2 separate regions of the Homo sapiens genome follow, and region 2 is linked to region 1. Evidence: chromatin contacts called from ENCODE Hi-C or POLR2A ChIA-PET data. All regions are on one chromosome and are shown on one strand. The core of a region is the stretch at or near the end of the contact, and the rest is flanking DNA. Distances in the headings are between cores, read along the strand shown. Region 1 holds the start of CNOT10 (CCR4-NOT transcription complex subunit 10). Region 2 overlaps TRANK1 (tetratricopeptide repeat and ankyrin repeat containing 1).

Evidence for each region. Hi-C counts contacts between places; a loop is a spot of excess contacts on that map. ChIA-PET counts read pairs that join two places held with the same protein, here RNA polymerase II (POLR2A). Pooled maps may share reads with other maps.
Region 2: a map with no recorded cell type shows a loop between it and region 1 (20-fold over the local background). The contact joins the enhancer-like site here to the promoter of CNOT10 in region 1. A Hi-C loop is called at or near these places in 1 of 37 single-sample maps with no recorded cell type and 5 of 50 pooled maps. POLR2A ChIA-PET finds 5 or more read pairs at or near these places in 1 of 52 experiments (CD4-positive, alpha-beta T cell).

What each region holds. Positions count from the first base shown.
Region 1 is chr3:32,682,751-32,686,733 of GRCh38, reverse strand. CNOT10 (CCR4-NOT transcription complex subunit 10) reads right to left here and starts at 1,546. Exons shown (of 19, transcript NM_015442.3): 1 at 1,252-1,546. The coding sequence starts at 1,273. RefSeq lists a silencer at 1,436-1,745.
Region 2 is chr3:36,910,506-36,914,517 of GRCh38, reverse strand. The region is part of intron 1 of TRANK1 (tetratricopeptide repeat and ankyrin repeat containing 1); the gene reads left to right. Among named protein-coding and RNA genes, the nearest start is that of TRANK1, 33 kb to the left of the region's middle. RefSeq lists an enhancer at 1,942-1,991 and a silencer at 3,737-3,905. Within about 2 kb of position 1,862, at least 11 of the 41 ENCODE cell types and tissues checked have a DNase peak (open chromatin) inside an H3K27ac peak, as active enhancers do; they include CD4-positive, alpha-beta T cell, where a contact is called at or near this core.

The DNA of each region.
Region 1 (3,983 bases), core at 297-2,796:
AATAAGGAGGAAGATGTTGGTCCCCTGGTCCAGCCTTGGACAGGCCATGCCGTTTTCCTGTCTAATAGTCTCTCCCTCATCCACCTTTCCTCATTTCTTATGGCTCATTCCCTCACTTCTTACATATCTCTGCTCAAATATCATCTCACCAGAGGCCTTCCCTGAACAACCTATCCAAAATTTCACAGCACATTCCTTATACCCTCTCAAGGCCTTTGTTCTGTTGTTTTTCTTCTTAGATTATTGAAGAGATCCTCTAATGATTTTTATTCCTCTGTACCTAAAATAGAATTGGCTTAATTTCCAAGTGAAGTTCATTTGTCAGTTATTGTGACCAGAACCTACTAAAATCCACAGCACACTGAGTTTTTCTTTAATTTTAAATTAAATTCACTGTAAAAATTTTAAGTTCCATCACTTTTAAATCCTGTCACTTAAGTTCTTTCCAATAAAACCTGGATGCCACAAAGAATATGAATTTCTTGCGGGAAACATTCCGGACAAGGTCAGGAAATAATTTTATATTCCTTAATGTGGAAGATTCTAGGAATGGGAGCAATAATCCATAAAGAAAACCATTGAGATTAAGTAATTTCGAGGAACTAGAGCAATTAAGTACCAAATGCAAGATTTTAGGAGCACAGACTGTAGAGAGACAATAGGATTTTATGCCTTTTTAAATAAGTGGTTTACTTTGAGAGGCCAAGGCGGAAGGATCGCTTGGGCCCAGAAGTTCGAGATCAGCCTGGGCACCATAGCGAGACCCCCGCCCGTCTCTATCAAGAAAAAAAAAAGTGGTTTTTACAAAGTTAATTTCACAGGAGTCAATGACCAGAGGAAGCCACATGTGGTCAAAACAGCCCAGGTGAATCCCAGCCTCAGCCACGCGATATTATAGGCAGATGTGTGCTCCAGGGTGACTTTCTCTTGTCTGCTTTTCCCACGAAGAAGCGGAAAATTCTGCGAAGCGGCAAAATACATTTAAGCTTTTTGGGCCGGAGTTATTCTGAAGAGCAGGGCAAAGGCGGCCAGTGGCGACTTCAAATACTGCACTTGAGTAAAACAACTATTGGACCCGGGGCCCGAAGACTCATGTTAGCGACAGCCGAGACAGAGGATGGGGTAAAGAAATGCACGCCCAAATTCAAGTCGCCCTGGAGTCCCCACCCCGGGCCCCGCCGCCTCCGAGTTCAGGGTCCGCCCGGCCCCGCACGTCCCGCCGTCTCGTCGCTCGGGACATTGGCGCCCTACCTGCAGGCTTGTCTGCAGCCATCTTCCCGCTTCGACTCGGGTTCTTCCCTGCAGGTGGCGTGGCCCTGACTCCCGCCGCCGGGCTGGCCGCTGTCCTGGACCTCCGAGGACAACTCTGTGCCTACCCCGGCTCCGGGCCCCCAGGTTCCGGCTAGAGGAGTGGGCAGACGGCGGGCTGAGGAAGTGACGAGAGCTAGTTCCCGTCGTCTAGCAACAGCAACAGCTTCCCCACCAAGGGACCGCCACAGCCTCCCGCCATACACAGCTTCCGCCTCACGGCGTCCCGGTACCCACTACTTCCGGGGGCGGCAGCCTGCCGCGCCTGGAGCGCCGGCGTGGGAACTGCTACTGGCCCCGCCCCACGCCGACGTCCCCTCCGCGCCCCGCCTCCGGCCGGACGTACTCTGGCTGGAACCTCTGGATGTTCACAGGGCTGACGCGGTGGGACGTACGCGCGTCTGTCCTTTGCTTACTCTAATTAAAACACCGAGGTGTCAGAGCTTTTGTCCCTCAATGTTACATAATATTACAATAACCACATCTGACATTTATGTGCTAAGCACTGAGCCCTGCACTTGGTCTGTACTATCTCATTGATTTCTTGCAACCCCATGAGAGAGGCGCTGTTGAGGATTCCCGTTTAAAAAGAAACGCCTTTTATTTTAGAATAGTTGTAGTTGTGCAGAAAAGTTGCAAAGATGACACCTAGAGTTCCTGTCTCCTCACCTAGTTTCTCCTATTGTGAACATCTTAATTATTTTACTATGTTACGTTGATCACATCTAAGAAACCAGTTTGATTGGCGCACTATTACTCACTAAACTACACATTTTATTCACATTTACCAGCTTTCTTTCAATGTCCTTTTTTTGTTGTTGTTCCAGGATCCTGTCCAGGACACCATATTGCATTTATTCATTATGTCGTCTTAGGCTATTTTTGGCTGTGGCAGTTTCTCAGATTCTTCTTGTTTTTGATGACCTTGACAGTTTTGAAGAGTTACTCCTCAGATATTTGGTGGAATGTGCCTCAATTTGGGTTTGGCCAATATTTTTCTCATGGTTAGACTGGGGTTTTGGGTGTTTAGGAGGAAGACCACAAGGTGACTGGCTGTTCTCATCACATAGAATCAAGGGTACATGCTGTCAAAATGACATCACTGATCATGTTAACCTTGATTACCTCTCTAAGGTAGTGCTTGCCAGTTTTCTCTACTGTGCAATTACTCCTCCTACCCTTCCACACTACTTTGGAACCAAGTCAATAAATGCAACCCACACTCAAGGTGGGAAGGCGGGGTATTTAAGCTCTACCTCCTGCAGTGGGGAGTATGTACATAAATTATCTTCCCCAAGGGAAGTTTGCCTCTTCTCCCTCACTTAGCTATTTATATCAGTATGGACTCATGGATGTTTATCTTATAATGGTTACATTCCAATACTACATTATTTTGTTGCTAAAATTGTCCCAGCTTTGTTAATTGGGAGATTTTTCAGGTTTGTACCTGTTTTTTTCTTTTTTTTTAACTTTTGTTTTAAACTTTCTTTTAAAAAAGTATTTGTTTTTGGCCGGGCGTGGTGGCTCACACCTGCAATCCCAGCACTTTGGGAGGCCAAGGCAAGTGGATCACTTGAGGTCAGGAGTTTGTGACCAGCCTGGCCAACATGGTGAAACCCCGTCTCTACTAAAAATACAAAAATTAGCTGGGCGTGGTGGTGTGCACCTGTAATCCCAGCTACTTGGGAGGCTCAGGCAGGAGAATCCCTTGAATCCGGGAGGCGGAGATTGCAGTGAGCCAAGATTGCCCCACTGCACTCCAGCCTGGGCAACAGAGTGAGACTCTGTCTCAAAAAAAAAAAAAAGTATTTGTTTTTTCTTAAACTTTTTAATTCAGGCTAACATACACAAAGAAAAGTGCATGAATCATAAGTACAGTGTATTGACTTTTCATCAACTCAACACATACATATAACTAGCACCCAGAGAAAGGGCAGAGCTTTACCCATATCTGGGAGTTCCCCTCATGCCTCTTCCCATCTCTCCACAAAGATAATCATTATGCTGACATTTAACACTATGGATTAGCTTCACCTGCTTTTAAACTTAATGTATATACATTATACAATATATTTTTTAGGGTCTAGCTTCTTTTGCTCGATAGTATGAGATTCATTGACATTGTTGAATGAAGTTGTATTTGTTTCTCATTGTTATATATTATAATGTTACATTATGTGAATATTCCTTAATTTATGTATTCATTTTATTGTTGGGCATTTGGATATTTTATCTATTTTGAATAGGGCCAATATGATTACTCTAGTATGACTTTTGATGAATATGTGCCCACCATAAAAAGGCATACCTGGCTGGGCAAAGGCATACCTGGCCGGGCACGGTGGCTAATGCCTGTAATCCCAGCACTTTGGGAGGCCGAGGCAGGCAGATTACCTGAGATCAGGAGTTTGAGATCAGCCTGGCCAACATGGTGAAACCCCGTCTCTACTAAAAAAAAATACAAAAATTAGCCGGGCGTTGTGGCGGGTGCCTGTAATCCCAGCTACTTGGCAGGCTGAGGCAGGAGAATTGTTTGAACCCGGGAGGCAGAGGTTGCAGTGAGCCGAGGTCGTGCCATTGCACTGCAGCCTGGCCAACAAGAGCAAAAGTCTATCTCAAAAATAAATAAATAAATAAATAAAATAAAGAATAAAAAATAATAAAAAGGCACACCT
Region 2 (4,012 bases), core at 613-3,112, 4.2 Mb before region 1:
AAAATGGGTGAATTTTATCATATGTAAATTGTACCTCAATAAAATTTACTTAAAAAAAAAAAAAAAAGGAAGACACCAGCTGGGTGCAGTGGCTCATGTCTGTAATCCCAGCACTTTGGAAGACCGAGGGATCACCTGAGCGCTCACTTGAGCTCAGGAGTTCAAGACCAGCCTGGCCAACATGGTGAAAACCCTGTCTCTACTAAAAATACAAAAATTAGCCTGGCATGGTGGCGTGCGCCTGTAATCCCAGCTACTTAGGAGGCTGAGGCAGGAGAATAGCTTGAACCCGGGAGATGGAGTTTGCAGTGAGCCAAAATTGCACCACCGCACTCCAGCCTGGGCGACAGAGTGAGACTCAGTCTCAAAAAAAAAACAAAAACAAAACAAACCCAAAAACAGTCAAGAGACCCTAGATATTGGGGAGGTAGATAATTATTTATGGTGTTTACTTTTTGCTGTGAGAATGACTTTTAGGTTATAAATTTTACAAAAACAGTTCGGAGCTGGTCTCGTCAACTGGCTTTAGAAATACCATCTTTGGTGTGCATGTAGTTGGGTGTAATTGAGGCTGTAAATAAATGAGGAATAACTTAAAGTTGATGGGCGAAGGGGATAAGTTGCACTGGTAATGCCTTAGGTTTAGTGCAGGCCACTTTACTGGGCTTTGGTCGGGGGCAGGATGGTGAGACAGCTGAGGGGGGTGGTGGCAAGGTGTTCCGGTCTTGTCCTATTTAAATGCCCTGGGTAGGGAAGACTTGGGTGCAGCACCACATACTTTTCCAGGGGCCTTATGAAATATTTTGAGTGAGTTTCTTAAGAAAATTCCTGTTCTTCTTGTCCCACATTTGTACCCCTTTCCCCAAGAAAAAAAGAAAAAAACAAAACAAAACACATTGAAGTCCCCAGGATATATTCTGACTTTGGATTTTTATCCTTGACTGTCTGTGGCACCCTTCCTGCGGGGAAGAGGAAAGAGTCACTTTTAAGAGAGAGAGAAAGAAAGAGAGGAGAGGAGAGGAGAGAAAGAAAGAGAGGAGAGGAGAGGAGAGGAGAGGAGAGAAACAAAGCAAGAAAAAGAAAGCAAGCAAGAAAGTAAGTGAGCAAGCAAGCAAGCAAGCAAGCAAACAGGCAAGAAAGAAAGATAGATAGAAAGATAGAAGGAAAAGGACGGTCATGGTGGCTCAAGCCTGTAATCCCAGCACTTTGGGACACGAGGCGGCCGGATCACTTGAGGTCAGGAGTTCGAGACCAGTCTGGCCAACATGGGGAAACCCTATTTCTACTAAATATAGAAAGTTAGCTGGGCATGGTGGGATTACAGGGCGCACGCCTGTAATCCCAGCTACTCAGGAAGCTGAAGCAGGAGAATGGCTTGAATTCGAGAGATGGAGGTTGCAGTGAGCCAAGATTGCGCCACTGCACTCCAGCCTGGGTGACAGAGTGAGACTCCATCACACACACACACACACACACACACACACACAAAAGAGACATACTCTTTCTAGCTTCAACTTGGATCTACTGCTACTGCCAGCATTCCCGAGTTAATCTTGGATCATTGACTGCTTTTGGGCTCTTTTGGCAACCCTAAACAAAAAAAGCAAGCAAGCAAACAAAAAACCCCAAAAAAATAAAATAAAAAAGTAAACAAATTTGTTGTCAAGAATTCAAGCAGTACCCAGATAATGTATGAAGGGAAAGCCATCCTCTCTGCCCATTTCAGTAATAACCCCTCCATAGGCCATCTGTGTTGCCAGTCTTTGCTGTAATCCTGTATGTCAGTTACAGAACTTCATGTGTATACGTATACACAATGAGTCATAAAACCCACAACCACCTGGATCTGCTCTGTTTCAGACTTGCTTGTTTCAAAATCTACTCAGTGCATTTGCATTTTTCTTGCATCTTCTTCCTCATATGTAGCTCAGCAGCCTGTGACAGCTTCCAACAACTAGAGTTTGAATTCTCATAGAGACATAGTGAAAATTTCTGAAAGCCAGCCAGGCAGCTGTGCAATTGTCCTTAAGTATTTTGTAGCTTTTACACCATTAACGAAACTGAAAGTGCAGGGTAGAGTGCTCAGTGCCAGCCAAAATATAAGATACCCTAGTGATTTTACTGGGTGCTGATCTTTTAGCCTCTGTCTTGGCCCTTCAGAGTGTAGTTTGGCTCTTAAAGTGAGGCCACCTAGGTTGGAATTCTCACATTACCAATTTCAGTGTGACTGTGGCAAGTGGTAAGTGGCTTAACCTGTCTTTGCTTCACTTTCCTTATGTGCAAAATAGAGATAGAGTCACGCTGACCTTATAGCACTTTTTTTTTTTTTTGACAGAGTCTCACTCTGTTGCCCAGGCTGGAATGCAGTGGCTTGATCTCAGCTCACTACAACCTGCATCTCCTGGGCTTAAGTGATTCTCGTGCCTCAGCTTCCTGAGTAGCTGGGGCTATAGGCATGCACTACCATGCCTGGCTAATTTTTGTATATTTTTAGTAGAGATGGGGGTTTCACCATGTTGGCCAGGCTGGTCTCGAACTCCTGACCTCAGCTAATCTGCCTGCTTCGGCCTCCCAAAATGTTGGGTTTACAGGCGTGAGCCACTGTGCCTGGCCGAGGCTTCTTATAAGAATGAAAAGACACAATGATGTAAAGCACATAGTAGGTACTTAGCAGATATTAGCTATGAAGAATATTGTCATTATGGTAAATTATTACCACTTTTATTTAATAATTTCATCTTATAAATAAATCATCAGTTGGTCAGTTTTTTCTTTTTTTTAAAGACCCAACAACGGAGCCATCTGTATTCTATTGTAGAGATATAAAGCATTCTTCCGTGTAATGAGAATGTAACTCTCAATGAATCCTATTAGGAAGAAAAAAGCCTTCTGTATGGTTGGCATTCCTTCTTTCACCTTTGATGTGATTGTATCAATAAAAAGCAGAAACATAGGTGGGTGAATACATTTGTTGTTGCTCACATAACATTAAGAGCTGACTTGGTTTCTAGAGAACTATGAAAAATAATATTGAAATGAAGAGTTTTTTTTTTGTATTTGTAAATACAATGGAAATACCTTGTGTTTGAATTCTTCAGTTAAACCCTTAAAGAGTCTGTTTGATAACATTTATGGTCTGATTAGTAAGAGGGTACATCGTAGAGTGATTGGAAATTCAGAAAATCAAGGAAGAAAATTAAAATTCTGTCAAATCCCAAAGGCGTGGCTTTTAACATTTTGGCATATTTTCAATACATTTTATGTATTTAAAACAATTTGGGATTATATGCCTTTTCAACCTTATAGGCCTATATTTTTCATTTACTAACTTGCTCTGTCATTAAATGTTCTTTTACAATATGCCTTTTCAACCGTATAGGCCTGTATTTTTCATTTACTAACTTGCTCTGTCATTAAATGTTCTTTTACAACACGATTTTTTTTTTTCCAGATGGAGTTAGCGCTTGTCACCCAGGCTGGAGTGCAGTGGCGTGATCTTGGCTCACTGCAACCTCTGCCTTCCGGGTTCAAGCAATTCTCCTGCCTCAGTCTCCCAAGAAGCTGCGATTACAGGTGCTCACCACTATGCCTGGCTAATTTCTGCAGTTTTAGTAAAGACGGGGTTTCACCATGTTGGCCGGGCTGGTCTCGAACTCCTGGCCTCAGGTGATCCGCCCGCCTCAGCTGATCAGCCTCCTAAAGTGCTGGGATTACAGGCATGAGCCAGCGCACTGGGTCTTTTGCAACATGATTTTATTTTATTTTATTTTATTTTTTGGAGATAGAGTCTCACTCTGTCACCCAGGCTGGAGTGTAGTGGTGTGATCTTGGCTCACTGCAACCTCTCCCTCCTGGGTTCAAGCGATTCTCCTGCCTCAGCCTCCCGAGTAGCTGGGATTACAGGTGCGTGCCACCGCACCTGTCTGATTTTTGTATTTTTAGAAGACATGGCGTTTCATCATGTTGGCCAGGCTGGACTCGAACTCCTGACCTCAGGTGGTCTGCCCGCCTC